Regions from separate parts of the Homo sapiens genome. Here regions 2, 3, 4 and 5 are each linked to region 1. Evidence: chromatin loops called from intact Hi-C (ENCODE). Cell type or tissue: mammary epithelial cell. All regions are shown on one strand. Links, peaks and the distances in the headings refer to the core of each region. The heading gives the core; the rest is flanking DNA. Region 1 has its middle 55 kb from the start of CMAS. Region 2 has its middle 130 kb from the start of CMAS. Region 3 has its middle 100 kb from the start of C2CD5. Region 4 has its middle 140 kb from the start of CMAS. Region 5 overlaps ST8SIA1 (ST8 alpha-N-acetyl-neuraminide alpha-2,8-sialyltransferase 1).

Region 1 (6,563 bases), core at 695-5,694:
TCCGTGTTCATTAGGCATATTGGCCTGAAATTTCCTTTTTTTTGTTGGATCTCTGGTAAGTTTTGGTATCAGGGTGATACTGGCCTCACAGAATGAGTTAGGGAGGAATTCTTCCTCCTCAATATTTTGGAATAGTTTTAGTAGGAACAGTACCAGACTTCTTTCTACATCTGGTAGAATTTGGCTGTGGATCTGTCTGGTCCTGGGCTTTTTTGGTTAGTAGGCTGTTTATTACAGATTCAATTTTGGGACTTGTTATTGGTCTGCTCAGGGAATCAACTTCTTCCTGGTTCAGTTTTAGGAGGGTGTATGTGTCCAGGAATTTATAAATCTCTTCTAGGCTTTCTAGTTGGTGTGCATGGAGGTGTTTGTAGCAGTCTCTGATGGTTATTTGTATTTTTGTGGGGTCGTGGTAATATCCCCTTTGTCATTTCTAATTATGTTTATTTGGACCTCCTCTCTTTTCTTCTTTATTAATCTAGCTAGTGGCCAATCTTATTAAATTTTTTCAAAAAGCCTACTCTTGGATTTGATGATCCTTTGAATGTTTTTTTGTGTCTCAATCTCCTTCAGTTCAGCTCCGATTTTCATTATTTCTTCTCTTCTGCTAGTTTTGGGATTGGTTTGTTCTTGCTTCTCTAGTTATTTAGTTGTAATGGTAGGTTGTTAATTTGAGATCTTTCTAACTTTTTGATATGGGCATTCAGTGATATAAATTTCCCTCTTAACGCTGCTTTAGCTGTGTCCCAGAGATTCTGGTATCTTTGTTCTCATTAGTTTCAAAGAATTTCTTGATTTCTCACTTAATTTCATTATTTACCCAAAACTTGTTTAGGAGAAGGTTAATTTCCATGTAATTGCATGGTTTTGAGTGATTTATTTTTAAGTCTTTACTTCTATTTTGTACTGTGGTCTGAGAGTGTGTTTGGTATTATTTCAGTTTCTTTGCATTTGCTGAGGATTGTTTTATGTCCAACTGTGTGGCCAGTTTTAGAATATGTGCCATGTGGTGATGAGAAAAGTGTATATTTTGTTTTTGGGTACAGAGTTCTGTAAAGGTCTATCAGATCCATTGGTCCAATATTGAGTCCAGGTCCTGAAATGTTGTTGTTAATTTTCTGCCTCAATGATCTATCTGATACTGTCAGTGGAGTAAGGAAGTTTTCCACTATTATTGTGTGGAAGTCTAAGTCTCTTTGTAGGCCTCTAAGAACTTGCTTTTTGAATCTGAGTGCTCCTGTATTGGGTGCATATATATTTAGGATAGTTAAGTCTTCTTGTTGAATTGAACCCTTTATGATTACGTAATGCCCTTCTTTGTCTGTTTTGATTTTTGTTGGTTTAAAGTCTGTTTTGCCTGAAATTAAGATTACAACTCATGCTTTTTGCTGGTTTCCATTTGCTTGGTATATTTTCCTCTATCCCTTTATTTTGAGCCTATGGGTGTCATCGTGTATGAGATGGGTCTCTTGAAGACAGCATATCTGGGTTTTGCTTTATTATCCAGCTGACCATTCTGAGCCTTTTAAATGGGGCATTTAGCCTGTTTACCTTCAAGGTTAGTACTGATATGTGTGAATTTGATCTTGTCATTGTGTTGTTATCTGGTTATTGTGCCAGCTTGTTTGTGTGGTTGCTGTATAGTGTCATTGGTCTGTGTCCTTAAGTGTGTTTTTCTATTGGCTGGTAATGGTCTTTCTTTTCCATATTTAGTGCTCCTTTCAAGATCTCTTCTTAGACACATCTGGTGGCAATGAACTCCCTCAGCATTTGCTTATCTGAAAAGGTTCTTCTTTCTTTTTTACTTAGAAGAAGCTTAGTTTGGCTGGATATAATATGCTTGGTTGAAGATTATTTTTTCCTTAAGAATGTTGAATATAGGCCCCCAATCTCTACTGGCTTGTAGTGTTTCTGCTGAGAGGTCTGCTGTTAGCCTGATGGGGTTCCCTTTGTAGGTGACATGCTCTTTCTCTCTAGCTGCCTTTAACATTTTTTCATTTCAACCTTGGAAAATCTGACTGTGTTTTTTGGGGATGATCTTCTTGTATAGAATCTTGCAAGGCTCTCTGTATTTCCAGAATTTGACTCTCAGCCTCTATAGTGAGGTTGGGGACATTTTCATGGATGATATCCTGAAATATGTTTTCCATGTTGTCTGCTTCCTCCCCATCCCTTTTCAGGATGCCAATCATTTTTATATTTGGCATGTTTACATAATCCCACATTTCTTGGAGGTTTATTAATTCCTTTTTATTTTCTTTTAATTTTTGCCTGACTGTCCTATTTCAGAGAACCAGTCTTCAAGTTCTGAGATTCTGGCCGGGCGCGGTGGCTCACGCCTGTAATCCCAGCACTTTGGGAGGCCGAGGCGGGTGGATCATGAGGTCAGGAGATCGAGACCATCCTGGCTAACAAGGTGAAACCCCGTCTCTACTAAAAATACAAAAAATTAGCCGGGCGCGGTGGCGGGTGCCTGTAGTCCCAGCTACTCGGGAGGCTGAGGCAGGAGAATGGCGTGAACCCGGGAAGTGGAGCTTGCAGTGAGCCGAGATTGCGCCACTGCAGTCCGCAGTCCGGCCTGGGCGACAGAGCGAGACTCCGTCTCAAAAAAAAAAAAAAAAAAAAAAAAGTTCTGAGATTCTTTCCTCAGCTTGGTGTATTCTGCTGTTAACACTTGCAACTGCATTGTGAAATTCTTGTAGTGTGTTTTTCAGCTCTGTCAGATCAGTTAGGTTCTTTTTTATGCTGGCTATTTTGTCTGTCAGCTCCTGTATAGTTTTATTGTGGTTCTTATTTTCCTTGGATTGGGGTTTGCCATCCTCCTGAATTTTAATTTTAATTATCTTTGTTTTTCCTATATTCTGAATTCTATTTTTGTCATTTCAGCCAGATCAGTCTGGTTAAGAATCCTTGTTGGAAAATTAGTGTGGTCATTTGGAGGACATATGGCACTCTGGCCATTGAGTTACTGGAGTTCTTGTATTGCCTTCTTTCTCATCTCTGCATGTGGGTGTTCCTTTAACTGCAGCGTAGATTGAGTATAGTCAATAGACTTCTTTTCTGGATGTTTTCACAGGGCTGAAGCTTTGTGCAGGGTTTTTATTTGTGGCTAACTTCTTGTCTTTGGTTTTACAGGGGAGTATGTTACCTAGACATTTTTGGTGTTGAAGCTTTGGGGTATGATCCAGTAGGTGGCGCTTAGGCATAGTGGTCAGTTGGTAGGCTCTTGCTCAGTTGTGTGGTTCCCCTGTATTTCCTCACAGTTGCAGCCATGTTCCCTCTCAATGCTCTGAAATCAAGGGCCCCTCTTCCACTTGAGCGCTGGCTGTAAATTGCGGCTTGGCACTCCCAGGCTGTCCACCAGAGCTCTGGGGTGAACTCAAGGTTTATGTTTCCTCCCCAACTTAGAGGCAGCAGAGGAAGGAACCTTAGCAGTGGTTGTAGCCGATGGTCTTTTATTTGTATCCTAGGGGCTCCACCCCAGAGAAATGCAGGTCAGCAATCGCTCAGTGCAATCAGCCTAGGATGGGTCTGTGCTGTGGGCCCAAGCCTGGAGTTCCCTTTCCTGCACTCCATCTTTCTTGTAGGTGGAACCCCCAGGGGCAACCAAAGCCTCTCTGCCACTGCTTCTGCCTTTGTTACTCTGAGAGTGGCAGGGGTAATACCACTGCAGAGGCAGTGGCAGAGAGGCTTTTGGTTGCCCCTGGGGGTTCCACCTCTGTGAAGCAGAGCTGCTCTTATTGGGAGTGTTCAGCCAGTGGGGAGGGGCAGGTGCAGTGCTGGCACATGAGCTTGGGGCTCTGCTTGTTTGGCAGCAGGGGGTCAATGGTTCACTGGGAGGAGAGACTGGTTTCCTCTCCATATGACTGTGGCATGCTGTAAGCTCAGATGTAGCCCTCAGGTTCTTTGTTTCTTCTTCAGACTGAGGGCAGCAGGGATAGAACCAGTGACGAAGGGGCTGTAACATGTCTCTACAAGCCTCTCCTCAGGCCACTACCAGTGGATATGTTCAGCCATGGGTGGAGTGGCTGTTCTGCAGTCATGAGCCAGGGGCCCTGCCTGGTGAAGAGTGTGGGGTGGGGATTCCCCTGGAAGAGGGGCTGGGCTCCTCTCTATAGCGTGGCTGTGGTGTGCTGGAAGTGCCAGCATAATGACTAAGCCCCTTGTTCCTTCCCAAGCACGAGGGCTGTTGGAACTGTACCACTGCAGCTGCAGCGAAGGAGGGTTTGTGGGTTGGCTCTGCGATTTCCTCCTGGGAGAAGTGCTGAGCTGGCTCTGATTGAAGTGATCAGGCAGGGTCAGGGTGGTTGTGTTGGGGGTTGGATAGCCCTGCCCAGTGAGAAGTGAGGACTGGGACCTGTATGGGGAACAATCTGACCATTTTTCCATGGGGTTGTTGCTCTGTGCTGGGGATCTGGACCAGTCCCTGATCCTCACAGACTCTCCAGAGCCTGGAGACACCAAGGGCAAGGGCTGCAAGACAGCCACCATGGCAACCTGCCCCTACCATGGGGAGCTCTGCCCAGGGAGTTACAGAGCTGCTATTGGCTCTATAGCCTCAGCAGAGGGTAGTTGGAGACCCAAGCCAAGAGGACCTGCCCAGTGAGGAGCTACACGATTGGGGACCACATAACAGTCTGGCCACTTTTCCACAGGGCTGCTGCAGTATGCTGGGGGTCCACTCCAGTCCCCAGTGGCTTTGAATTTTCCAGTATCTAAAGATATCAACAGTGAAGGCTGCAAAACAGCAAAAAGGTGGCCTGCCCCTCCCTCTGGGAGCTCCATCCCAGGGAGGTCGGACCTGTTACCAACCTGAACACACCTGCAAGAAGTGGTTGGAGACCCCAATCAGGAGATCCCACCCAGTAAGGAGGTATAGGATCAGGGACCCATGTAAAAAAGCAGCCTGGCTGCTTTTCCTCAAGATAGTTGTGCTTTTCTGGGGATCCACTACAGCCCCTGGTCACCATGGACTCTAATGCCTGAAGGCAGCTAAGGCTGCTAAAGAGCAAAGATGGTGGCCTGCCCCTCCCTCTGGGAGCTACATCTCAGGGAGGGGTTGGAACTGCTGTCAGCCAGAAAACACCAGTGGGGGTGACAGGAGGTCCTGGTCAGGAGATTCTACCCAGTGAAGAGAAATGGGATTTGGGATCCACATGAAAAGCAGTCGGCTGCTGCTTTGCAGAGCTGCTATGCTGGACTGGGGGTCCGCTCCAGCCTCCAGTCACTTCAGACTCCTAGAGTCCAAAGGCAACAATTGCTAAGGCTGTAAAACAACAAAGATGTGGCCCACCCCGCCCTCTGGGAGCTTCATCTCAGGGAGGTGTAACGGTTATTATTGGTGACTGGCTGGGTTCCCAAGCCGGTGGGTCTTATCCAGTGAGGTGCCTGTAGTCCATCGCTGCTCACTCCCCTGGATTCAGCCCCTTTCCTACGGGTAGGTACGAGGATCTAACCTCTCACTTTGAAAGAGCTGCAGCTACTTTTTGACAGGAAGCTGGATATCTAAGGCTCCCAGGGCTCCACATGTGCCTGAGTGGCTACTCTGCAGAGACATTATGTAGCTCTGCATGTCAAACTGAAGGTTTGGGTAGAGTGGGTCCATGAAGGGATCTCCTGACCTGAGGGTTGCAAAGATCTGTGGTAGAACAGTGGGTCTCTGCAGTCACTTCCTCATTCAGTCAACACTTCTCTAGGCAAGGGAGGCTCCCCTGGTTCCATGGCACTCCTAGGTGGGCAGTTACCCTGCCTTGCTTTTCTCCATTCTTCATGAGTCAAATTGTTTCCTTGATGAATCCCAATGTGTGTACCTGGATGCTTCCGGTGTACACATTGTACCGGAAGTACAATGTGCTGTATTTACTCACCCCTTCTATTTCTCTTAGATTGGCACAACGTAGCTGCTACTAGTCAGCCATCTTGGCTAACCCCCTCACCACCACTTTTTTTCTTACTAATAATTCTCTGCTATCACAAAATATGAAATAGTATATCACACATGACACTTTTGACACATTTATAAAGTGTCTGTTTTGCACTGAAAAAAAATCTGCTTTCTATAATGGTGAAAAATATTTATGTTTTCCCAAAGCACTGCATTGCATAAAATAAAAATTGGTTTCATTTCCCATTTGTACTGAGTGATCTTCAAAGTGTCTTACCAGTTCACTGTGTTTCATCTTCTCTGTGAATAGTTCATTAAATACTCTTCTGCTCTGAAGTAGTTTATCCAATCATCCACCGCTCCTGGATAGATTGGAAATGTATTAGACAAGAACCAATTTAAATGTATTGTATTCACAAAAGAAATCTGCCAGTTTTAAAATAAAATGTGAACATCTTGTATCTCTTGGTGCCAAGATGATAGGGGATTATTCTTTATTTACTTATCTGTTGTTTCTAATTTCTTCTGTAATGGTTGTATATTATGCAGTTTAAAAAGTTATTTCTGGAAAAAAAGGCAGATTAAAAATACATGAATGTCATAGGTTTTACTCTAACAGGCAAAGTTTCTCACCTAAACTTAATAAAATCATAAAGCGGGCAATATGGACATAATGATG
Region 2 (6,563 bases), core at 615-5,614, 72 kb after region 1:
AATCACTTGAACCCGGGAGACAGAGGTTACAGTGAACCGAGATCACAGCACTGCACTCCAGCCTAGGTGACTCCTAGGTGACAGAGCGAGACTCCATCTCAAATAAATAAATAAATAAATAAAATAGGAAAAAGAAAAACTATAGCGCCTTATGATTCCATTTATATGAAATTCTAGCCTCCACAAATATAATCAATAGTGTCAGAAAGCAGATCAGTGTTTTTCTGGGGCAAGAATTTGGGGGGATTTAACTGAAACAAAATGATAAACTTTTTTTTTTTTTTTTTTTTTTTTAAACGAAGTCTCGCTCTGTCACCCAGGATGGAGTGCAGTGGTGCGATCTCAGCTCACTGCAAGCTCCACCTCCCGGGTTCGCGCCATTCTCCTGCCTCAGCCTCTCTAAGTAGCTGGGACTACAGGTGCCCGCCACCACGCCCGGCTAATTTTTTGTATTTTTAGTGGAGACGGGGTTTCACCTTGTTAGCCAGGATGGTCTTGATCTCCTGACCTCCTGATCCGCCAGCCTCGGCCTCCCAAAGTGCTGGGATTACAAGCGTGAGCCACCGCGCCCAGCCAATGAGAAACTTTTTAAAGTGATGAACATAGTCTGTATCTTATAAGTGTTGTTGAAATTCATCACATTGTGTGCTTAAAATGGATCCATTTTATTGCTTTCTAATTCTACTTCGATGAAGTTTATTTCTTAAAAACTGCATCAATATATCATATTATTCATCAATCATATTGGCAGTTAATGCAAAACTTGACAACACACTCTGTTGGTGAGGCTGTGGGGAAATCAGTACTCTTACATTGCTTGGGGAATTTAAAAAAAATGGTTTAACCCCTAACAAGGGGAATCTCTGACCTCCTAATGTAATAGTCTCAAAATATGCTAAATTCCTGCCAAAAATGTATTAATGGAAAGAAATCATGTGAAGACATCAGACAAACCCAAATTCAGAGACATGTAATTGGCTTGAATTTCTAAAAAAATCAATGCTGGGGCCGGGAGCAGTGGCGCACGCCGGTAATCCCAGCACTTTGAGAAGCCAAGGCAGGCGGATCACGAGGTCAGGAGATCGAGACCATCCTGGCTAACACGGTGAAACCCCTTCTCTACTAAAAATACAAAAAAATTAGCCGGGCGTGGTGGTGGGCGCCTGTAGTCCCAGCTACTTGGGAGGCTGAGGCAGGAGAATGGCGTGAACCCAGGAGGCGGAGCTTGCAGTGAGCCAAGATCGTGCCACTGCTCTCCAGCCTGGGCGACAGAGCGAGACTCTGTCTCAAAAAATAATAATAATAATAAATAAAAATCAATGTTAAAGATGATGAAAGATAGAAGAATAGTTCCAGATGAAAGGAGACTAAAGAAACATGACAATGATTCAATGTGTGATTCTAGATCCGATCCTGGAATGGGAAAAAAAAATCACCAAAAAGGACATTAATGAGAAAATTGGTAAAATCTGAATAGGAACTGTATATTAGACAATATTATATCAGCATCAAATTTCTTACCTTATTATTATACTTTTGTTATCTAGGAAAATGTCCTTGTTAGGGTATATACATTGAAATAGTTTGGAAGTAAAGGATTATGGTATCTGCAACTTACTTTCTAATTTTCAGCAACAAGAATAAGAATAATAATTAGATTTTAAAAAGCAAATATAGCAAAAACATTAATGATTGTAATGAGTAAAGATTATATGGGTGTACTATATTTGCAACTTTTAAAATTGATGGTTTTTTTTTTTTTTTTGACATAGTTTCACTCTGTTACTCAGAATGGAATGCAGCAGCAAAATCACAGCTCACTGCAACCTCGGCCTCACAGGTTCAAGTGCTCCTCCCACCTCAGCCTTTCCGGTAGCTAGGACTACAGGTGTGTGCCATCATGCCCAGCTAATTTTTGTATTTTTCGTAGAGACGGGATTTCACCATGTTGCTCAGGCTGGACTTGAACTCCTACGCTCAAGTGATCTTCCCGTCTTGGCCTCCCAAAGTGCTGGGATTACAGGTGTGAGCCTCTACACCCAGCCTGATAGTTCTTTTAAATTAAACATTTAAAAAATAAATGAAACAAATATTTAAATAGATCTTTCTCAACTACCAAACATACGACGGAAAGCCAAAGTGAGAAAGCAGGGTATTTTTTTGCCATGGGCTCCTGAACAGTGTAGACCTTGGTTCTTGTAAAGAATTCATAATGGATTTATAACTTCACTTGTATAGCCTGGTTAGAAAGTGGGCAAGAGGGTGTGTGCGTGATGGTAAAGGAAGGAGGGCCACAGCTCTGCTCCTGCACCTGCTCTGCCATTTTGCCTCCCTAATTCAAAGGGCTATAAACATTCTCTTGCAATCCTGGCAACATTTGAAAATGCACAAACCATTATATCAGCAAACGGTGTTTGTGGCCACAGTAACTTTTGAGGAAAAAAGATGTCCCAGAATTTACCTGGGAGCTGGGGTGAGCAACTTCTTTAGTCCAGAATGCCACCTGAAAGATTACGACTATATTTACAGTCACTGCCAGGTGATTATGGTCTGTAGTACCCCAAGGAAGAAGCCAAAGGAGGGAAGTCGGAAAACAGGAAGGAAGGAGAGGAGGACAAGAGGAGGAACATAGTGACTAAGATGTGGAATAAGCATGTGCCCTGGTATTACCCAGCTGCCCCTCAAGGATATTTGCAAGAGGCAGCTGCTTCTGTTCTTACGCTGCCCACAAACTGTGGTCAGGAGGATCCCCTGAAATACACAGTCTGGTCAGTCATTAAGGATACGGTTAAATTTTTTCCAACTCAAACGAATGTCAACTGATGACCTAGGCCAGGGGTGTCCAATCTTTTGGCTTCCCTGGGCCACACTGGAAGAAGAAGAATTGTCTTGGGCCACAAGTAAAATACACTAACACTAGAGATAGCTGATAAGCTAAAAACAAACAAACAAAAACACACACACACACACACAAAATAAATCTCATAATGTTTTGAGAAAGTTTATGAATTTGTGTTGGGCCACATTCAAAGCCATCCTTGGCTGCCTGCATCCCATGGGCTGTGGGTTGGACAAGCTTATCTAGACAAAGATTCACTACTCTTTTGAATTTTTGTAATTCTTTGGTCCAGTTTTATGCCTCACTTTATTTTAACTTTTATCCATGCTTTGTCTCCCTTACCAAATTATAAATCTCTTATAGGCTGAGTACAGAATGTAGTCATTTAATATTCCTTACAATGTTCAGCCTAACAATTCATGTTCAATAAATGTTTGTTGAGGAAACAAAATTTAAAAACAAACAAAACAAGCTATCAATATTTTTTTTAACATGTTGTGTGTTACAGCCCCCTAGTGTACAGAAACATCTGTCTAGAGGAGCCTGAATTAACTGGAATTTGAACAAATTGCCAAGGGAATGATCTCTGATTCACTCCTTTAATTCAAGATTCCTTTGTTTTCTTATCAGCCTAATTTATTCTTCTGAGGGGAAGGGCCAGTTTTAGAATGTTATAACACTTCCATTCTCCATGACTGCATCCCTGACTTGTGCTTCATCCTCCTTCCAATATGCCTTTTCTTTCATCCCAATGATGGAAGATAAAAGTATTTGTTGATTCTAAGATACACTTTTTTCACATTTTAACATTTCTGAGATCAAACTGTATCTTACAATTGATGCTGTCACTATTACTGTTAGGTATGCAGTCTGATGACATAACCGTCATTTCCTATACATATACAAACTCTGTTACAGCACTTCTCAATCTCACATTAGTTGACTAATGGGCATTGTTTGTGTCATTTTTGTTTAATTTAACTGCCAGTTAAATATCTTTAAAAAGATATGATGAACCAACAATTACATATACACATACATGTAGTCTATAGAATGAGTCGTAATTGGGCATTAAGACACAAAGCTATAGTATGTGTAAAATGGCAGGAAAATTATGTAGTGAGATGTAAATTGATTATTGTAAGTTGACTATTTTTTGGAAGAATGACTACATTTCCAGATTATGCTGCAACACAACAACCAAGCTTTCTATAAGACCTAAGAAGGAAAGATACTCAGAAATGAATAAAGCTGGATTATATTTTATTGCTGAGATTCATGCAAAAATATTGCTTATTGTGTGCCATGCAATCCAACTAAAGGCAGAAAAATTTGCAATGGTACCTCCAAATAGATTAAACTTCAAAAGAATGAGATACTGATGTGAACTATTCATTCGTTATGCAAGACTATCAATAAAATGTCAATTTGTGAGCATCTGCCTGATAATTTAGAATAGAAGCTGATTACTTTAGTGATACATGATTCATTCAGGGAAAACATGAAAATGGTAAATTAGACATCCTAGTGAAAGCCAAGGTGGAAACATTCCTCAAAGTCATATGGACAATGTTAAAGTTATTAAGAAGACCAAGATCGTGACCACAAGCTATAAAAATCAGTATATTGCTGATAATATGCATAATTACTGAAGATCAAAAATTATTTTCACATATTTCATTTTAAGGCACAGCATGAAATCTAAGAATGAGAGCTCCAAGTATGCCAGTGCCTATAAATTTCAAAATAATTGGATGGATGAACTAATGATAGACTGGCTGAAAGTCATTTGGAATTGATACCTAAGAGCTTCATGCAACACATACAAAAGTTTGGTTTTCAATTCATTTCATGTTCCATGTATCTTAACAGTTAAAGAAAATGCTTACCAAAATCTATATCAATGTGGAGCGTCTTGGCAATTATAAATCCTTGCTTTTCTATATAAATTATAAATTAAATTTTACAACAAATTCTATGGGTCTAGATCAATTTTAGCAGCAAAGACATCTTTATAATATTGAGTCTTTCTGTCTATGAATATAGTACATTTCTCAATTAATTCAGGTCTTTTTCATTGTCTTTCAATAAATTTCATAATTATTCCCTAAGAGACATGTACATTTTTTGTTGTGTTTATTAGGTCTTAGCATTTCATTATTATTGCTGCCATAGTAAATAGTTTCATTATTCAAATTGCATTTTCTAGCTGTTTATTACTAGCGCCGTAAAAATGAAATTTACTTTTATATGCTGATCTTGTATTTGGTAACCTTATCAAATTTGTGCATTAATATTACAAACTTTTCAAATTTTGATAGGAGAAATTATAGATAATTTTGGTTTTTCTATCTTTTAAAAAGAAGAGTTGTGTTTTTTCTTTCAAATCTTCATGTTTTTATTTCTTTCTATTTTTGGGTATGTGTCTTCTAGGCGCCCAGAGAAAATGTTGAATGATAAGATATCCTACTCCCTCCCTTCCTTCCTTCCTTCCTTCCTTCCTTCCTTCCTTCCTTCCTTCCTTCCTTCCTTCCTCTCTCTCTCTCTCTCTCATTCTTTCTTTCTTTCTTTCTTGACGGAGTTTTGCTCTGTCGCCCAAGCTGGAGTGCAGTGGCACGATCTCGGCTCACTGAAAGCTACGCCTCCCGGGTTCACGCCATTCTCCTGCCTCAGCCTCCCAAGTAGCTGAGACTACAGGCGCCCGCCACCACGCCCGGCTAATTTTTTGTATATTTAGTAGAGACTGGGTTTCACCGTGTTAGCCAGGATGGTCTCGATCTCCTGACCTCAAGGTCCACCCGCCTTGACCTCCCAAAGTGCTGGGATTACAGGCATGAGCCACCGCGACCAGCCCTCTTATCCTTTATTTTTAAAGGTATATTCTAATGTTTCACTGCTAAGAATGATGTCTACTATACATTTTTCAGGTACATATTATTATAAAGTTAGGAAAGTTATCTAAGATTTTTTTAAATCGAAAATAACTTAATTTTTTTCTCATGACCTTCCTTATCTATTGATATGAACATAAGATTTTTTTAACCTGGTTAATATGGCTAACTATGTTAATATGTTCTCTAATGTTGAAGCCTCCTTCTATTCTGAGATAAATCTAACCTATTCAATAACCAGAAAGATGAAAGTCTTAAAACTGTACCTAATAGCATAACTTTAAAATATATTAAACAAAATTAGACAAAAGTCCAATTTGACAAATCCATCATAAAGGTAGAACATTTGTCTTTCAATTGGAGACTTGAGTATATTTAAATTAATTGTGCTTGCTGATGTATTTGGTCTCTAGTTAACAAAGTGATCAATTCGTTGTTTCCCATACGCTCTGTACTTGCTTGCCTTTGCTTGTCTTATTCCCTCTTCTGGGAAGGTCTTCCCTACTACCTCTTATCTTTCTCACTCCATCATAATCTACTCTTCAAGGCTCATTATCCTCAAAGAATTTCCTGATTCAAGAATGGGGAGTAATCATTCTTTAAACTCCTATAATACATTATCGTTACCTCTCCAGGAGCAAAGCAAACTGAAAGGAAGTAGAAGAAAAGAAATAATAAAGCTCATAGCAGAAATCAATGACATGAAAAACAAAAAAAGAAAATGTACGACGACACCAAAAGTTGGTGTTTTTGGGTTTGTTTTGTTTTTTTGCAAAAGCAAAACAACTGATAAATCTTTAGTGAGAATTACTGTGAATAAAGTAGAAAGACAC
Region 3 (6,563 bases), core at 688-5,687, 340 kb after region 1:
CAAAACCACGCAAATACATGGGAATTAAATAACCTGCTCCTGAATGAGCATTGGGTCAAAAACAAAATCAAGATTGAAATTAAAAAATTATTCAAACTGAATGACAAGAATGACACAACCTATCAAAAACCTCTGGGATACAGTTAAGGCAATGATAAGAGGTTCATAGCCCTAAACAACTATATCAAAAAGTCTGAAAGGGCACAAACAGACAATCTAAGGTCACACCTCAAGGGACTAGAGAAACAAGAACAAAACCAAACCCAAACCCAGCAGAATAAAGGAAATAACCAAGATCAGAGCAGAACCAAGTGAAACTGAAACAAACAAAAAAATACAAACAATAAATGAAGCAAAAAGCTGGTTCTTTGAAAAGATAAATAAAATTGATAGACCATTAGTAAGATTAACCAAGAAAAGGAGAGAAAATTCAAATAACCTCACTAAGAAATGAAGCAGGAGATATTACAACTGACACCACTGAAATACAAAAGATCATTCAGGGCTACTATGAACAACTTTACGCACATAAACTAGAAAACCTAGACGAGATGGATAAATTCCCAGAAAAATACAACTCTCCTAGCTTAAATCAGGAAGAATTAGATACCCTGAGCAGACCAATAACAAGCAGTGAGACTGAAACAGTGATTTTAAAATTACCAACAAAAAAATGTTCAGGACCAGATGGATTCACAGAAGAATTCTACCAGACATTCAAAGAAGAATTGGTACCAATCCTTTTGACACTATTCCACAAGATAAAGAAGGAACCCTCCCTAATTCATTCTATGAAGCCAGCATCACCCTAATACCAAAACCAGGAAAGGACACAACCACGAAAGAAAACTACAGACAGATATCCTTGATGAAGTTAGATGCTAAAATCCTTAATAAAATACTAGCTAACCAAATCCAACAACATATCAAAAAGATAATCCACCATGATCAACTGGGTTTCATACCAGAGATGCAGGGACGGTTTAACATACACAAGTCAACAAATACGATACACCACCTAAACAGAAGTAAAAACAAAAATCACATGATCGTCTCAGTAGATACAGAAAAAGCATTAGACAAAATCCAGCATGCTTTATGATTAAAATTCTCAGCAAAATCAACATACAAGGGACATACCTTAATGTAATAAAATCCATCTATGACAAACCCACAGCCAACATAATACTGAATGGGGAAAAATTGAAAGCACTCCCTCTGAGAACAGGAATGAGACAAGGATGCCCACTCTCACCACTCCTCTTCAACATAGTATTGGAAGTCCTAGCCAGAGAAATCAGACAAGAGAAAGAAATAAAGGGCATCCAAATCAGTAAAGAGGAAAGTCAAACTGTCCCCATTTGCTGATGATATGATCGTTTACCTTGAAAACCCCAGGAACTCTTCCAGAAAGCTCCTAGAACTGATAAAAGCATTCAACAAAATTCCCAGATACAAGATTAATGCACGCAAATCAATAGCTCTTCTACACAGCAACAGCAACCAAGCGGAGAATCAAATCAAGAACTCAACCCCCTTTACAGTAGCCGCAAATAAAATAAAATACTTAGGAATATACTTAACAAAGGAGTCGAAAGACCTCTACAAGAAAAACTACAAAATATTGCTGAAAGAAATCACAGACAATACAAACAAATGGAAACGCATCCCATGCTCATGGATGGGTAGAATCAATATTGTAAAAATGACCATTCTGCCAAAGTAATCCACAAATTAAACACAATCCCCATCAAAATACCACCATCATTCTTCACAGAGTTAGAAAAAATAATTCTAAAATTCATATGGAACCAAAAAAGAGCCTGCATAGCCAAAGCAAGACTAAGCAAAAAGAACAAGTCTGGAGGCATCACACTACCTGATTTCAAACTATACTATAAGACCATAGTCACTAAAAGAGTGTGGTGCTGGTAAAAAATATAGGCACATAGACCAATGGAACTGAGTAGAGAACCAGAAATAAACCCAAATACTTCCAGCCAACTGATCTTCGACAAAGCAAACAAAACCATAAAGTGGGGAAAGGACACTCTTTTCAGCAAATGGTGCTGGGATAATTGGCTAGCCACATGTAGGAGAATTAAACTGCATCCTCATCTCTCACCTCATACAAAAATCAACTTAAGATGGATTAAGGACTTAAACCTAAGACCTGAAACTAAAAATTCTAGAAGACAACATTGGAAAAACCCTTCTAGACGTTGGCTTAGGCAAGGATTTCATGACCAAAAACCCAAAAGCAAATGCAATAAAAACAAAGATAAATAGCTAGGACCTAATTAAAGAGCTTTTCCATGGCAAAAGGAACAGTCAGCAGAGTAAACAGACAATCCACAGAGTGGGAGAAAGTCTTCACAATCTATACATCTGACAAAGGACTAACATCCAGAATCTACAACAAACTCAAACAAATCAGTAAGAAAAAATATACAAATGGCCAACAAACATATGAAAAAATGCTCAACTTCACTCATGATCAGGGAATTGCAAATCAAAACCACAATGCGATATCACCTTACTCCCAGGGAAATGGCCATAATCAAAAATCAAAAAACAGTAGATGTTGGCATGGATGTGGTGATCAGGGAACACTTCTACACTGCTGGTGGGACTGTAAACTAGTACAGCCACTATGGAAAACAGTGTGGAGATTCCTTAATGAACTAAATGTAGAACTACCATTTGATCCAGCAATCTTACTACTGGGTATCTACCCAGAGGAAAAGAAGTCATTATTTGAAAAAGATACTTGCACACGCATGTTTATAGCAGCACAATTCACAATTGCAAAATCGTAGAACCAACCCAAATGCCCATCAATCTAGTGGATAAACTGTGATATATATATATATATCCATAATATATATATATATCCATAATATATATATATATATGATGGAATACTACTCAGCCATAAAGAGGAATGAATTAACAGCACTTGCAGTGACCTGGATGAGATTGGACACTATTATTCTAAGTGAAGTAACTCAGGATTGGAAACCCAAACATCATATGTTCTCACTGATATGTGGGAGCTAAGCTATGAGACACAAAGGCATAAGAATGATACAATGGACTTTGGAGACTTGGGGGGAAGAGTGGAAGGAGGGGGAGGGATAAAAGACTACAGATATGGTGCAGTGTATACTGCTCAGGTGATAGGTGCACCAAAATCTCACAAATCACCACTAAAGAACTTACTCATGTAACCAAACACCACATGCACCCCAATAACTTATGGAAAAATAAAATAATAAAAATAAAAATAAATAAACATGAAAAAATAATACATTTTGCCATATAAAGATCCTTTTAAAAGTTGAATTATGCTCTAAAAGATTAACTGTAATGAGAGGTATCAGCAAGTCCTCTATTACCAGAAAATCATCCTGACATTGCTAAACTCCCTTTAGAAGGATATGTACGAATACTTTGGAATTTCCTGGCATGATTCCCTTTGGGGAATAAGGGAAAGGTCCGTGGGAAGCACTTGAGGATATCGCTATGAAGTGACAGACCCCAGAACCAGTTATGATAAGGAGCCCCTGGGGCTTCCTGGTCCACTGGGAGTCAGCTGTGAATGAGAACTAGAGGGTTGAGCACTGGGAACTGAACCTGAGCAGACTTTCTTGGCTGAATTAGGCATGGCCTAAAGACCCCTGGAAGCCTGTGCAGGAGTCTTGGTTAGTACCGCATCATCACCTGGGGAGAGGAGCTACTTCCCTGTTCTGTGTGGAACTCATTCCAACAGCGCCACCGTGTGATTATAAGAAGCAGACACAACAGTGAACCGAGAAGATTCCTGCACTGTAGCCGCTTGGATGTGGAAGCCGTTAACCCTTTGGGGACTTCATTGAGCCCTGGAGTTGTTGGACGATTCCAGAAGTAGAGAAGCGCTTACAGGCAGGAGAGTCTGGACTTCCGCTAATTATTCATATGGGTATACACAAAATTGTTAGGAAAAATAAGAGAGATGACAGTGCGTGTATCTTGAATTTGTGAAGCATTTTCTATTAGATGTTATTATCACAAATAGCACAGCTGTACGGTAATTTTATACTTTATGTATCTCTATAGTTGAACTTGTATAGGAATTTGTATTCGTTTTCTGTTGCTACCGCAACCTTAGTGGTTTCAACAACACAAACTTATTACCTTACAGTTCAGTAGGTCAGAACTGACATGGGTCTCACCAGGCTAAAATCAAGTCATTGGCGGGACTGTTCCTTTCTGGAAACCCTAGGGGAGAACACACTTCCTTGTTCATTTGAATTTCTGGCATAATTCAGTTTCTTGTATTGTGGAACTGAGATGGTTTCTGGCTGTTGTCGGCTGAGAGTTATTCCCAGAGTCTAGAGGTCACACACATTTTTATTTTTTATTTTTTATCTTATTTTATTTTAATTTTGAGACTGAGTCTCCCTCTATCGCCCAGGCTGGAGTGCAGTGGCACAATCTCGGTTCACTGCAACTTCTGCCTCAGCCATTCTCATGCCTCAGCCTCCCAAATAGCTGGGATTACAGGCGCCTACCACCATGCCCGGCTAATTTTTGTATTTTTAGTGGAGACGGGGTTTCACCATGCTGGCCAGGCTGGTCTCGAACTTCTGACCTCAAGTTGATCCGCCCGCCTCGGCCTCCCGAAGTGCTGGGATTACAGACGTTAGCCACCGCGCCCAGCCCACATTTCTTCCCCTGCCTCAAAGTCAGCAGTGTTGAGTCAAGTCCTACTCACATAGAGTCTCTCTGACCTCTTATATCCTCTGTTTCCATTTTAAAGGATTCATGTGGTTAGATTCTAGGACCCTCCCAGATAAACCAGGATAATTTATCCATCTCAAGCCTTGACCTTGATCACATTTGCAAAGTTTTTAACATGTCAGGTAATATATTCACAGGGGATTAAGTTGGGGACATCTTTGAAGGCCCATTATTCTGCTTACCATAGACATTTTGAGGTTTGTTAATATTTAAAAATATAGTCTTTAAAAAAAACTCCAATGAACAAATATTTAAAAGGATTTTTATAGACAACAACAGTCTTACTTTCAAAAAGCAGAGGAACCATTTTTATGTTTTTATTTTTTATATGTAAAAATATAGTCTTTGTTGGAGAGTACGTGGAGAAAAGGGAACCTTGCACGCTGTTGATAAGAATATAAATTAGTACAGCCATTATGGAAAAGAGTCTGGAGGCTTCCCAAAAAATTGAAAATAGTACTACCATACGATCCAGCAATCCCACTACTCTGCATGTTTCCAAGGGATATGAAATCAGTATGTCAAAGAGGTATCTGCACTCTCATGTTCATTACAGCGTTTTTCACAATAGCCAAGTTATGAAATCAACCTAAGTGTCCACAAACAGATAAGTGGATAGAGAAAATATGGTATCTATACACAATGGGATGCTCTTCAGTCTTTAAAAAGAAGGAAATTCTGCCATTTTCAACAACATGAATGAACCTGGAAGACACAATGTTAAGTAAAATAAGCCAGGCAAGAATGACAAATACCACATGATCTTACATAGTATATGTGAAATCTAAAAAAGTTGAACTCATAGAAGTAGATAGTAAAATGGTGGTTGCCAGAGGTGAGGCCTTAGGAGATGTTGGTCAAAGGATACAAAACTTCAATTAAATAGGAGGAATAAGTTCAAGGAGTCTATTGTACAACATGGTGACTACAGTTAATAATGTATTGTGTTCTTGAAAATTGCTAAGAGAAGTAGATTCTCAGTGGTCCCACCACAAAAGAAAAAAGTGAGGTAATGCATATGCTAATTAGCTCAATCTAGTCATTCCACAATGTATATATAATTTAAAACAACTGTTGTACAAGATTAATATCTGCAATCTTTGGCTATTAAAAAAAGTCAAAAAATTATATATAATTATATATCTACTTTATATAAATTCAGATATCAATATAGGTATATTAATATATAATTTATATATAAATATATCTAATTATATAGAAATATGTTATATATATTAAATGTTATATATATTAAATATATATTATATATTATATATATAATATATATAATATATATTAATAATTAATCTATTAACTATTTATATTATATATAAATAATATATTGATTTATATTATAAATATATTTATATTTAATTATATATATATATGTAGAGAGAGAGAGAGATTGAGAGTCTTTATAGTGCCTTGACTTTTCTATTAGAAAGAAGCCAAGCTTCCTAGGATACTATTTATCCAACCATTCCTAACATTTTCTTCAGCGTGGTTCCTTATTCAGCCTGGGGTCAAATAAGTGGTTTCAATAAACCTCCTGAAGTAGTATGCAAAAGTTCATGTATATGCTTATTTTGGGGGACAAAAAGGTCCAAAGCTTAGATCGGATTACCAAAAGTACTCTGAAAATGACCCTCCTCTGAGGGAAAAAGAAAAAAAAGGTTTGTAAATAAATGTGTTGCTTCCACACAACACACATTTTTATGCTTCCACGTCTTTATGCACTGGTGCCATGAGATTAGGTGGCGTATTGGGAAGAGGATAGGTTT
Region 4 (6,563 bases), core at 869-5,868, 86 kb after region 1:
GGGCATGGTAGTGTGTGCCTGTAGTACCAGCTACTCAGGAGGTTGAGGCAGGAGGATCACTGGAGCCCAAGAGATAGAGGCTGCAGTGAACTATGACTGTACTACTGCACTCCAGCTTGGGTGACAGAGCAAGACCCTGTCTCTAAAGAGATAAATAAATAATTTTTTAAAAGCTAATCAAACAGCAAGGATAAATAGATGAATCTATTATTTTAGTTAAAGATTTCAATATTCCTGTATCAGAAATGGCAGATCTAGCAGGCAGAAATCAAGTAAGGACACAGTTGAACTCAACACAATCAATCACCTGGATATATAGGTATTTATAGATTGCTTCATCTAACAGCAGAATACACATTCTCTCAAGTTCCTATGGAAGATTCACCAAGATATACCACATTTTGGGCCATAAATCATACCTTAACAAATTTTAAAAGCACAGAAATTATACAATGTCTTCTCTCAGACCACAATGGAATTAAACTAGAAATCAATAATAGAAAGCTAGCTGAGAAATCCCCCAAATACTTGCAGATTAAAATGTCTGGACTGCTCTACTCATTTTTGCCTCACTTATTTTGATGCTATATTGTTAGGTGCATACTTTTAAATAACACATGGGTCAAAGAAGAAATTGCAAGGGGAAATTCAAAAATATTTTAAGCTAAATGGAAATGAAAACACAATGTATCAAAATTTATGGGATGAAGTAAAAGTAGTGCTTAGAAGGATATTTATAGCATTGAATGCATACATTAGAAGAGAAGGGCCAGGTGCAGTGGCTCACACTTGTAATCCTAGCACTTTGGGAGACCAAGGTGAGCAGATTGCTTGAGCTCAGGAGTTCGAGACCATCCTGAGCAACAAGGCGAAACTCCAACTCTACAAAAAATACAAAAATTAGCCCGGCATAGTGGCGCAAACCTGTACTCCCAGCTGCTTGGGAGGCTGAGGTGGGAGGATCACTTGAGCTTGGGAGGCGGAGGTTGCAGTGAGTGAAGACTGCGCCACTGTCCTCCAAACGGGGTGACAAAGGGAAACCCTGTCTTAAAAAAAAAAAAAAAGAAATGGAAAGGAAAAGGAAAGAAGAAAGATCTAAAATCAATGAGTTAAGCTTCCCCCATAGGAAACTTGAAAGAGCTTGAGAGAAAATAATTGCAAAAAGACATACCCAATAAAGGAGTGTTATTCAAAATGTACAAAATCTTAAAACTCAACAATAACACCAATAACCCAGTTAAAAAATGGACCAAAGACCTTAACAGACATTTCACCAAATAGAATATACAGATGACAAGCAGCACGTGAAAAGATGCTCCACGTCATTTTTCATCAGAGAAGTGCAAATTAAAATAACAATGAGATATCACTACACACTTATAGAATGGCCAAAATCTAAAGCACTAACATTAATGCTGGTGAGGATGTGGAGCAACAGGAGCTTTCATTCAGTGCTGGTGGAAATGACTATAAAATATAACAGCCACTTTGGAATACAATTTTCCAGTTTCTTACAAAATTAAATATACTCTTACCATACAATATAGTCATTGTGCTCCTTGATATTTATCCAAAATAGTTGAAAACTTATGTCTACACAAAAACCTGAACTCAGATGTTTATACCAGCTTTATTTATATTTAAGTGTTTATTATTAATTCATTACCAAAACTTAGAAGCAACGAAGATGTCCTTCAGTAGGTAAATGAATAAATAAACTGTGGTATATTCAGACAATAGAATACTATTAAGTACTAAAAAGAAATGAGTGATCAAGCCATTAAAAGACACGGAGGAAACCTTAAATGCATATTGCTGAGTGACGAAAGCCAGTCTGAAAAGGATATACACTATGATTCACTATATGACATTCTGGAGAAGTCAAAACTACTGAGATAGTAACAAGATCAGTGGTTGCCAGAGAGTAGGTGGGAGGGAGGAAAGAATAGACAGAACACAAAAATCGTATAGGGCAGTGAACCTACTCTTTATGATACAGAGTAACATATGATAAAGGGTAATGACAATGGTGGAAACATGTCCTTATACATTTGTCCAAACCCAAAGAATTTTACAACACTAAGAGTGAACCATAATGTAAACTATGGATGTTGGGTGATAACTTAGTCAATGTAGGCTCACTACTTGTAACAAATGTACAACTCTGGTGGGAGATGTTGATAATGGGGGAAGGTCTGCATGTGTGGGGACAGAGAGTATTTGGGAAATCTCTGTACTTTCTCCTCAATTTTTTTGTGAACCTAAAACGGCTCTAAAAAATAGGGTATCACCTCCCCCCGCCCACCCACACACACAAAGGAATTACATGGTTTTGCACATTCTAGTGATACCTGGAACTGCGGACGCTATTGTTAAATCTTTATCAAAGTGCTGAAACCTAAATGAAAAAAAGCACCCTAAAATACAGGGCCTCAATCTGTATAGTTCAGTACTACAAAAAAATTATTAATAAACTAGGAATAATAATAGTAAAGCAATTTCCTCTAATGATTTATAAATTTTCTTTTATTAAATTATCTATGCACACATTTTTCATCTGCAAAACTAAACGTTTTCTTTTTAAAATATGAATCTGGCTACTGTACTTCAGAAGTCACTTGTGCCTCTGTGATTTGAAATTGACTCATCTGTAATGTAGAAGGTTTTGATCAGATCATCTCTGAAATAACCCTTGGTTTTGTTCAAAAGCAAATGGCGGTGTTTCTTTTCCTTTGAATCTCTATGAATTTGCAAAGAATCATAGGTTTTATGTTTCTGGTGTTTTGTCCTTACTTCAAATCTAATTGAATACATCAGCAGCATTAGTTGGCTCATTGAGCATTTCAGAACTCTTTCCCTTCTACCCAAAGAAAAGAGAAAGAGACAAAATGACATTATTGGTGGCTACAGTGAGTTCATCTGAAAAAGACCATGCTTTAACTATTTTGTATTTACTTCAATAAAGCAGGGGCTCTAGTCTGCTGGGGGGAAAAATCCTTAAAAGAAGTTAGAGGGTGAAAGGAAAAGCAAACATCACCTGTAATTCAATGGTGATAATTCTAGCAAAATCTTCAGAAACATGGTAAACTGGAAAACAATGGGATGATACATTTAAAAAGCTGAAAGAAAATCTGTCAAGCTAGAATTCTATAGCCAATAAAAATATACTTCAAAAATGAAAGTGAACTATAGACATTTTCAGGTAAATAAAAGCTGAGAGAGGCCAGGTGTGGGAGCTCATGCCTGTAATCCATGCAATATGGGAGGCTAAGGTGGGAGGATCACTTGCACCCAGGAGTTTGAGACCAGCCTAGACAACATAGGGAAACCCTGTCTCAAAAAAAAAAAAAAAAAAAAAAAAAAAAAAAAAAAAAAGGAAAAGAATGAAAGCAGAGAGAACTTGTTACTAGCACTACAAGAAAAGCTAAAGGAAATTCTTAGGCTGTTGAGAAATGGTATCATTTCTACAGAAAGGATTAAAAGCAATAGATCTGTACATAAAGGGGTATATAAACAAAAGTGTATTTTCATATTCTAATTTCTTTGAAAGGCATCTATGTTTTTAAAACAAAAAACAACAATGTTGTATTATGGAATTAATCAAATATACAGTAGTAATACACATGGCAATAGGAAAAAGGATCGGGAGACAGAGTAATGTGTCATACTAATATAACCTTCTTATTTGTGAAGTAGTATAATATTAATTCAAGTTATACTGTGATTGAAGATGCATATTATAATCCCTAGAGCAACAGATAAAAGTATAGTAAAAAAATGATTAATCTAAAAAAGGCAAGAAAGCAGCATGAAAGGCAAAAAGAACAGAGAAAACCAATAAAAAACAAAGTTCTGCACCATACAACAATATTTCTATCAATGATGAACTGCATATATGACATTGGTCCCATAAAATTGTAAATTTAGTACAGCCTAAGTGTACATTGTTTGTAAAGTCTACAGCAGTGGACAGTAATGTCCTAGGCCTTCACATTCACTTATTGATGCACCCAGAGCAACTTCTGGTCCTGTAAGTTTCACATGGTAAATGCCCTATATAGATATACCATTTTTTAACCTTTTATACCATATATTTACTGTATCTTTTCTATGTGTAGATACACAAATACTTACCATTATCTTCCCATTGCCTACAGTATTTAATACAGTATCATTCTGCGTAGGTTTGTAGCCAAGGAGCAATCGGCTATACCATTATAGCACAGGTGTGTAGTCAGCTATAGCATCTAGGTTTGCATAAGTACACGCTATGATGCTTGCACAATGATGAAATCACATAACTCATTTCTCAGAATGTATCCCACCGTTAAGTGACACATGACTATAATAAGATGATAGACTTAAACCCATCGATATCAACAACTGCATTAAATATAATAGTGATAAATGCCTCAGTTAAAGGGCAAAGATTGTTGAAATAGATAAAAAAGCAAAATGAGACCTAAGTATGTTGTTTACGAGAGGCACATTGCAAAGATATAATAACTACAATAAGCTGAAAGTAAAAGGATAGAAAAAGATATACCAGGTAAATATCAACCGTAAAAAATTTTGTAAGTTTTCATTAATGTCGATGTAGATTTCAAAACAGGGTATTACAAAAAAAGAAAAAAGAAAAATTTATGTAATTATTTTGATACTTATTCATATTGTAATACTTATATTGTTATAAAAGTTAAGAATAAAAGGGTCACTTCATAAAGAAAATATCACAGTCTTCAATGTGTATTTCAAGCAATCAGGTGTTGGTCAATTAGGACAATAAGCCAACTGAAAGCAACAATCAAGCCTTTATTTACTTACTATGACACTGCAAGGAGGAGGCACCAGTTTCCTAGGGTGTAGTTTTTCCCCATGGAACGCTACTGGCCGAGAGTTAACTGAATGCAGTGTCGATGGGAGAATTGTCTCAATGCCAAGGAATCCTAAACAAAAGGCTCTTTCTCTCTTTATGGACCTATGGGCCAGGGGGAAGAAGAGAGGGCAGGTCTTCTAGCAGTGGAGAGATACTGAGTCAAAGTGGAAAAGTGTCTCCACAAAGGCCCCTGATAAAAAGGCCTCTACATGAAGGTGCTGGGTTAGGAATGCCAATATGCATATGAACATGGCTCTCCTAAGAGTCCTAAGTCCTTGACTGCAACTCATTCTAGAAAACTGATAATTGGCTATGCACCAAGGTGTGAGGAGGTGATATGGTTTGGATGTTTGTCACCTCCAGATCTCATGTTGAAATGTAACTCCCAATTTTGGAGGTGGGGCCTGGTGGGTGGTGATTGTTTGATGGGGGCAAAACTCACATGAATTATTTAGCACTGTCCCCTTGGTAATAAGTGAGTTCTCACTCCAAGTTCACACCACATCTGGTTGTTTAAAAGTGTGTGGTACCTCCCACCCTGCTCCCACTCTTGCCATGTGATGGGCTTGCTCCTGCTTTGTGCTTTGCCTTTCAACATGATTATAAGCTTCCTGAGGCCTTCACCAGAAGCCAAGCAGATGTTGGTGCCCTGCTTGTACAGTTTGCAGAACGACGAGCCAATTAAACTTCTTTTCTTAATAAATGACCCAGCCTCAGATATTTCTTTATAGCGATTCAAGAACAAAATAATACAGGAGAGCAGCTTCTCTCCATTAGGCCTGCCAGACAAAGCCTTATGATTGCCTGTGGTCAGACAGGAAGAATTACAGATAGGACTTTGGTCTGGAAGTCAGACTCCTCAATGAATGAAACTTATAATAAATTTCAAAGTAAATTCAATAAAGCTAAAATGTATGGAACTAAAAGGAGAAATTGGCACATCATACTTAGAGACTTTAATATACATTTTTTCTATAGTTGATAGAATAGATAAAATATATCAGTAAGAGTGTACAGTTGACCCTTGAACAACAAAAGTTTGAACAGCACAGATCCACTTATATGAGGATTTTCTTCCATCTTTGCAACCTGGAAACAGCAAGATTAATCCTTCCTTTTCCTTGTCCTCCTCATTCTACCCAACATTAAGGTGATGAGGAGGAAGACCTTTATGACAATCCACTTAATGAATAGTAAATATGTTTTCTCTTTTTTATAATTTTCTTAATAACATTTCCTATTCTCTAGCTTACTTTATTGTAAGAATACAGCATATTATTTATATATATATCATGCAAAATATTTGTTAATCAACTGTTTATGTTGTTGGTAAGGTCTCTGGTCAACAGTAGGCTATCAGTAGTTAAATTTTGGGGGAATCAAAAGATACATGCAGATTTTCAAATGCATTGGGGTCGGCACCCCTAACCTTTACATTGTTCAAGGATCATCTCTACTTGACCTAATAAATGCTTTCAGTACACTATTGCCAACAACTGCAGAATGGATGTTCCTTTAAAGTACTCATGGAACCTGCGCCATAAAATAATTCTTAATAAATTTTAGAAAATAAAATCACACATAGTATATTCTCTGGTCGTGCCAGAATTAAATGACAAAGAGATAACAAAAAGATACTAGGAAATCTTCCATATATTTGGAAATTTAAAATATACTAAGTGACAGG
Region 5 (6,563 bases), core at 507-5,506, 170 kb after region 1:
TGAAAACTAACAGGGAGACAGTATGTCAATTTCAAAGATACTGGTATTATAATAGCTGTGGTTTTAAAATACAAATCCCAGTCATTCGCTTTGTGGGAAAATTGGTACAAGAATATTTGATGGCTAAAAGACTGAAGAGCACCAAGGCTCCAACACAAGAACCGACAGTCTGGAGATGCCAGCTCCTGGCAGGGAAGAGACCTCGGAACCAGTTCAGCTTTTTGCTCTGTCACTGCACTCTGCCATTTAGTTCTGGTTGGGGAGAAGGCAGAGACTGACTGAGCTGACATCTCTGACTGTGATTTTTACATCTTCAAAAACAGCAGCAATTTCTCCATTATGGTGTCCTTTAAGATTGATTTCATTGCAACATCTGAGACTTGTATTATCTAATGACACAAGAGTAACATGGTAACAAAAGCGCTCGGGGTCACCCTGTTTGACTATCTTCACAGTTAGCCTTAAAGGCTTCAGTCTGGGACAGTTATTCTGAGGTTTCTTACCGATAATGACAGGAGGCAGACAAATGCCTAGATAGACACGGGCAGGTCCTGGCGAAACCCCACCTCCAAGTTGCAGACAGTTTAAAGCCTGAAAGCCAAGCTACAAGTTAAATCCTCGGACTGGATTGAGACCCCACCTGCCCGTTTGGCACACTTTCCTCTGATTGATCCCCACCGTTCACCTATTTTTCATATACCCACACTTTCCTAATTGGCTTTCTACACTGTCATGTCCACCTTTGAGTGGCATCTTTGCTTTGACCTTTTTGCACAGTCACAAATCAATCAATACAAGCTACCTATTCTGAGCCCATAAAAAGCCCCAGGCTCAGCCATATTGAGAACTTTACTGCCTTTGGGTAGGGGGACCACCCCTGCTAAAAGCTGTTTCATCATTCAATGAAACTCCCCGCCTTGCTCACTCTTCAAATTTCTGTGTGCCTACTTCTTCCTGGTCATGAGACAAGAACCCAGACCTAGCTGAGCTAACGAGCAAAAAAATCCCTCATCATTATGTTGACTGCTTCCAATGTGAGGATTTTCCCCTCCACTCTCTATTAATGAACTCCAAGTCTCTTTATATTTATACCAAAACATAGGCTCTAGGTACACCAGGATACACTTGGTGATTGTATCCACCAAAACTAAGCAGCTGAACTCATTCATTCATTCATTCATCATTCCACTAAAATTTATTGAATCTCTACCATGTCTCAAGCACTATGCTACAAACTGAGACACATAACTCCCTATCATCCAGAATTAAACACTATCCCTGGAGAGGTTTCCAGCTGGTAAGAGAAGGCAACTTCAATCAAATACTTATAGAATTGAATATGAAGTTGCAAATGAAAGGTACCTGGTGCTCTGGGGACCAGCCCCCTCCTCCCCAGGAAATGGTTCTCAAACAAGATGTAAGGGATCAATGTAAGTTAATTAGGTAAGAGGAGGCAACAGTCTTCCAGGAAAATGGATAGCATGTGGAAAACCTCTACAGAAGAAGACAGCACAGTGTTTGTGAGGATATGAAAGAAGGCCAGTAAAGCAAGGTATGAGGATGAGAAGCAACATTGTGGAAATTGATGCTGGAGCCACAGGAAGAGATCAAGCCTTAAGGGGTTTATCTTTATCCTAAAAATCAATGGGAAGACAATCAAGGGTTTTAAGCAAAATGATTGCATGATCTGATTTGCATTTTAAAAAGCTAACTCAAGCTACAGCGTGGTAATGGACTGGAGAAGAGGCCAGATTAGATACAAAAAGCCCAGAAGATAACTTTTGCAGAATTCTAGACAAGAGGCCATTGTCATTTGAAATGAGATGGTAAAGACAATGAGAGAAAATAAGAAGTGGATGTGAGAAAAAGAAATTATCTTCACAAGTATCAAAATGTCCATCAGCTCCATCCAATAACAATTTCTTAAGAATAATATATGTCTTAAAAGAGAATAAGAATAGCGAAAAGAAATAAAAACAAAATAACTACATGCCCAGAACCAATATTGTGGCTTGACTTTTAAAATGTACGATCTTGTTATTTCAAGATTAGGATGAAGTCCTGCACACTTAGAGGGTGACTGTCCACACACCATCACACACGCCACGCTCTATCGTGAGCATCCAGGACCTTTCCTTCTTCCATCGCTGTTGCCTGGATTGACCTAGGTTGACGTAACTTGATGCCATGTGGGTGCAAAGGTTTTGGGAAAAGCAACCATCCATTTCATCATTCATTCAGCACATTTTAATTTACCACCTGCTATGTTATGTGCCAGACCCTGTCTATGTGCTGCCTTCAAAGGGCTCACAGTGTGGTCAGCAGAAAGCATGTGAGCCAGTAACTGTTATTCAATAACAATGTTGACAATTCAGTTATTGAATTGTTATACAATAATTGTTATTCAGTTGTATTAAGAGAGATATATACAAATTTGGGGGGGAGAAAATAGATTTTTAATCAACACTGCCAGGTGGTTGAGACTTGGGAGAGGGAACTGGGAAGGTTTGCAGAAATGATGCTTTGGCTGGATCTTGAAAAATAAACAAGAATTCATCAGATAAGGATAGGAAGGGCATTTTGGGCAGAAGGAACAACATGTACAAATGTGAAGACAAAACGAAAAAACGAATTGTTCTGGGAAATGCAAGTCACTTAGTAAAAGTAAAAAGTAATGAGGGGCTGGGGCTGGGCATGGTGGCTCACGCCTGTAATCCCAACAATTTGAGAGGCCAAGGGCGGGTGTATCACTTGAGGTCAGAAGTTCAAGACCAGCCTGGCCAACATGGTGAAACCCCATCTCTATGAGAAATACAAAAATTAGCCAGGCATGGTGGTGCACACCTATAGTCCCAGCTACTCGGAGGCTGAGGCAGGAGAATCACTTGAGCCCCGGGGGCAGAGGTTGCAGTGAGCAGAGGTCACACCACTGCACTCCAGCCTGGATGACAGAGTGAGACTCCGTGTCAAAAAAAAAAGCAATGAGGAGCTGGAGGAAGCAGATGGATGGCAATTGGTAAGCTTATATTAGCTGACATTCTCAGAGAGTTCATATCGTGAAGACCTTGTGTGACACTCTAAGGGATTTGAATTTTATCATACAGGTTGTAACCAGGAAGGATGAACCTGCTCAAGATTGATCCCCTGTCAACAGGAAAAAGATGTGGGCTCCTGTAGAGCTGCATGGAAACCAGATGGGGCTCAGTGCCCAAGGCCCTCTATCCTGATCAGTAGCAAGGCTTGGATTCCCACTACTCTCAGCAAGCCAAGGAAGAAACTAGCTCTTCTGCAACTATAAGCTGATGCAATAAATCCCATTTGTGTTCCCCATCCCTCACCCACTGCCTGAGCTCTTCTGTAGCTGGGGTGAGGTGCTGGCAGTGCTCCGGGAACTGGGCCTGCAGCCTTCCTATTCCAGTACTGCTGTGAGTCAGGGGAATGATATGGAGGGAGGATCTAGCGCAGCAGCCTCCAGGCAGGATTCAGCACAACACTGGGGAGTGATCTTTCCCTCAGGCCTCTGCCTACCAAGGACTGGGCTTGTCACTGGGAAAACACAAAACATTACACAACCCAGCAACAACAAAAAAACTAGTCCTCTTAGAATTTCATGCACTTTGATTTTTTTAGGGCTTGTGCCCTGTTTCACTTGTAGAATGCTTGTATTGAGTAAAAAGGAGATGTCCTAATATTCAAAGCAGCTAAACGTCCTCTTTGCCATAAAGACCCATGTAACTAACTGTGTGAACACTCGGGATTTTTCTCCTCTGTCCCGAGGTTGTCGTCTGCTTTCTTTTTTGGGTTTCTTTCTAGAAGATGGAGAAGTGCAAGTGACAGGGGCTGAGAGCACCCCCCAAACACGCAAGCTCTCAGCCATGGGCAGCTTCTCCACAGCCCCAGCTTAGCACAAGCTCCTGGAGGGCTGCCTGGGGGAGGCAGTCATGGAAGTGCCAAGGTGGCCAGATGGTTCCAGGACCACAGTGTCTTTATTTTTAACTGTTTGCCACTGCCACCCCCACCCCTGCCCGACTCTGGAGTACTGTCTTCCCCAGACAAGCAGGAGTGAAGTGGAGGGGGGAAAGCACTGATTCTCAGTTGGGGTGTTCCTAACTGAGCAGTAGGGATAGAAGGTGTGAGCCTGGGAGTGCTTTTATAAATTATTTTTCTTGTAGATTTTATTTTTAATTTATGTCTGTGACCTGCCAGGAAGAGGGGAGAGAGAGAGAAAAAGAGATGCTGTTGAACACATGACAAAATAAAATAAAATGGAAAAAAAAAAGGCCACCGTTTCTGGCCATCTATGTCATTCAACTGTATCTGCAAGACTTGTACCTGAGTCACCCATCATAGCTACACTGGCTTTCCATTCCCTACAAACACTAAGTTGATAAAAGAGGCCAAAGCCAGGGTTCTGCCCTATCTTAGTAAGTATGTTATATCTCAGTCTCTCAATCACCCCAGGGGAATGGTTGGTGCATCCCTAATTACAGAACTACAAAGCCCAGTGTAGTTTCAGGTTCCCTTTCTTAGAGGGTAGAATTTCCTTATTTTTAATAATAAAACGCAACAGCATATCTACTAGCTGCTCCTTGTCCTTCATGAGTTTTCTCTGTGAATGCTGCTCCAGCTGACTTAGTCTGCCGTTTAGCCACTTGCTCATCTGCATGGCAAGTAGTGAAGAGTGAGTTAAGAGATGTCACACACACCAGTTTACATTTTATAACAACAAAATTGGCAGAGGGTGGAGGATGTCACAGAAAGGCAAATTCATAATAGTGAACTTTTTTTTTTTTTTTTTTTTGAGATGGAGTCTCACTCTTGCCCAGGCTGGAGTGCAGTGGTGTGATTTTGGCTCACTGCAACCTCTGCCTCCTGGGTTCAAGCAATTCTCCTGCCCCAGCCTCCTGAATAGCAGGGATTACAGGTGCCTGCCACTACGCCCAGCTAATTTTTGTATTTTTAGTAGAGACAGGGTGTCATCATGTTGGCCAGGCTGGTCTCAAACTCCAGACCTCAAATGATCTGCCTGCCTCAGTCTCCTAAAGTGCTGGGATTACAGGCATGAGCCACCGCGCCTGTCTGTGAAACTTTTTTGAAAGTTCTTGAATTAGTATAGATAACAGATGATAAACCTTGACTTAACCCAGTGGCAGTGAGGTAAGAAAAGAGGGGATTGATTCAGGAAATATTTATGAAATAAACTTGGATTTGGACAGTGAAATTCAAACATAAGACCCTGGTGTCCAGCTCAAGTGACTGAGTAGACGATAGTGTCATTACCTGAGATCAGGAATAGAAGAAAAGAAGCAGGAGAAAGGGACAGAATTGTGAGCATGTAAAAGGTAAGGAACCTATGGAACATTGAGGACAGTATCCAATAGGTGCAGAACCGGATCTATTTTTACTCACTATTATTTCCCCAGGAACTAGCACAGTCCCTACCACACAGCAGTAGTTGCTCAATAAGTACTTCATGAATGAGTGGTCGAACACTTATTTTACTTACATAGAATCATGAAAATTTCAGGAAAGCATAGTTGTGCTGGCAGCAGGGCATATTTATTTAGGTGACAAGTCCAATCAATGTGTAAGGCAATCTTCTATGCATCAAATCCTTGCTTTAAATTTAATTCTAACCTTGATGTTATTTTGTAGATTTTTGATTTACATTAAATTTTATAGTTTGTGTAGAAATACTGTGTTTTTTTCTTGAGTCCAGAAATATCACTGAACTTTTTTGGATTTTAAAATATCCTCAAACAATCTCCATGTCAGGCATCTGGAAGCACCTACAAACTGTAGCAACTTCAGTTCTTACTGACCTTGGGTGTCATAGTCAAAGACTATGTAAGAGTATAACAAGAAAAGACAATCAGGAAATTTATAAATTATGGCTACAGAACTAACCATACTTTGTGAATATACTATCCTCTGAATAGTATATTAGACCCAAGATGTATATAAAATCAGAGTGGATTGAACTCTAGAAACAGAAAAATGTAAACAAAATAATCAGATGATACATATTGTATATGGGGCTGTTAGCCAGTGCTTCATTAACTGCAGACACCCCAGGTGAAGTGATTATCAAATTAATTTACAATTGCATTTCTCTCAGCACTTATTTTCTTTTTCTTAGCAAAGAGTTAAAATTCTGAAATCTCAAGAATAGAGTCTGAATAGACAGGAAAAATAAAACTTGGCAAGAAAAAAAACCTATGCATAATAATTTTCAGAGTATAAAATGTTGTCTTACCCTCAAAAAGCACTTTTGTTTCCTTTACAATCAGCAGATGTTGACCCATGCCCATCTATCCTAAATTTTCTCACCACACTTATCCACTTACCTATTTTTCTGACAAACTGCTAATATAATTTCTTAATTACCTAACAATTTTCCCAAATCCTCTCCTTACACTTAGTTTTTGCTCTCTCTGTATTGTCAGCCTCCACAGAGCTAGACATTGAAGACAGTAAGAACCTAAATGTTTTTGTCTGAAAAATTCTACTCATTTATCCAGCCTACTTCTCAATCTCTATATACACCTGAACCTACAGCTGGG

What was found. Hi-C counts contacts between places; a loop is a spot of excess contacts. Peaks named below come from ENCODE experiments on the same cell type or tissue, not always from the same donor. Only the 100,000 strongest peaks of a DNase experiment are listed, where the experiment ranks them.
Region 2: it touches region 1 in a loop (15-fold over the local background); 9 of 110 quality-filtered maps call a loop at or near these places.
Region 3: a loop joins it to region 1, with 8 times the contacts of the local background. A loop is called at or near these places in 49 of 110 quality-filtered maps.
Region 4: a loop joins it to region 1, with 3 times the contacts of the local background. A loop is called at or near these places in 7 of 110 quality-filtered maps.
Region 5: a loop joins it to region 1, with 8 times the contacts of the local background. A loop is called at or near these places in 2 of 110 quality-filtered maps.

What each region holds. Positions count from the first base shown.
Region 1 is chr12:22,097,944-22,104,506 of GRCh38, forward strand. It overlaps the pseudogene SULT6B2P. Among named protein-coding and RNA genes, the nearest start is that of CMAS, 55 kb to the left of the region's middle. RefSeq lists an enhancer at 3,898-4,037. In mammary epithelial cell, for the core only: a CTCF peak has its summit at 3,197 (motif pointing right); DNase peaks (open chromatin) are centred at 3,238 and 3,998; H3K27ac peaks cover 1,255 bases.
Region 2 is chr12:22,169,989-22,176,551 of GRCh38, forward strand. No RefSeq gene overlaps it. Among named protein-coding and RNA genes, the nearest start is that of CMAS, 130 kb to the left of the region's middle. In mammary epithelial cell, for the core only: a CTCF peak has its summit at 3,361 (motif pointing left); no DNase peak of the experiment used is centred there.
Region 3 is chr12:22,439,813-22,446,375 of GRCh38, forward strand. No RefSeq gene overlaps it. Among named protein-coding and RNA genes, the nearest start is that of C2CD5, 100 kb to the right of the region's middle. In mammary epithelial cell, for the core only: a CTCF peak has its summit at 3,777; a DNase peak (open chromatin) is centred at 3,769.
Region 4 is chr12:22,183,753-22,190,315 of GRCh38, forward strand. No RefSeq gene overlaps it. Among named protein-coding and RNA genes, the nearest start is that of CMAS, 140 kb to the left of the region's middle. RefSeq lists an enhancer at 4,807-4,976. In mammary epithelial cell, for the core only: no CTCF peak of the experiment used is centred there; no DNase peak of the experiment used is centred there.
Region 5 is chr12:22,272,586-22,279,148 of GRCh38, forward strand. All of the region lies in intron 2 of ST8SIA1 (ST8 alpha-N-acetyl-neuraminide alpha-2,8-sialyltransferase 1), which reads right to left. Among named protein-coding and RNA genes, the nearest start is that of ST8SIA1, 59 kb to the right of the region's middle. RefSeq lists enhancers at 823-992, 4,271-4,440, 4,280-4,449 and a cis regulatory region at 4,356. In mammary epithelial cell, for the core only: no CTCF peak of the experiment used is centred there; a DNase peak (open chromatin) is centred at 3,456; H3K27ac peaks cover 1,795 bases.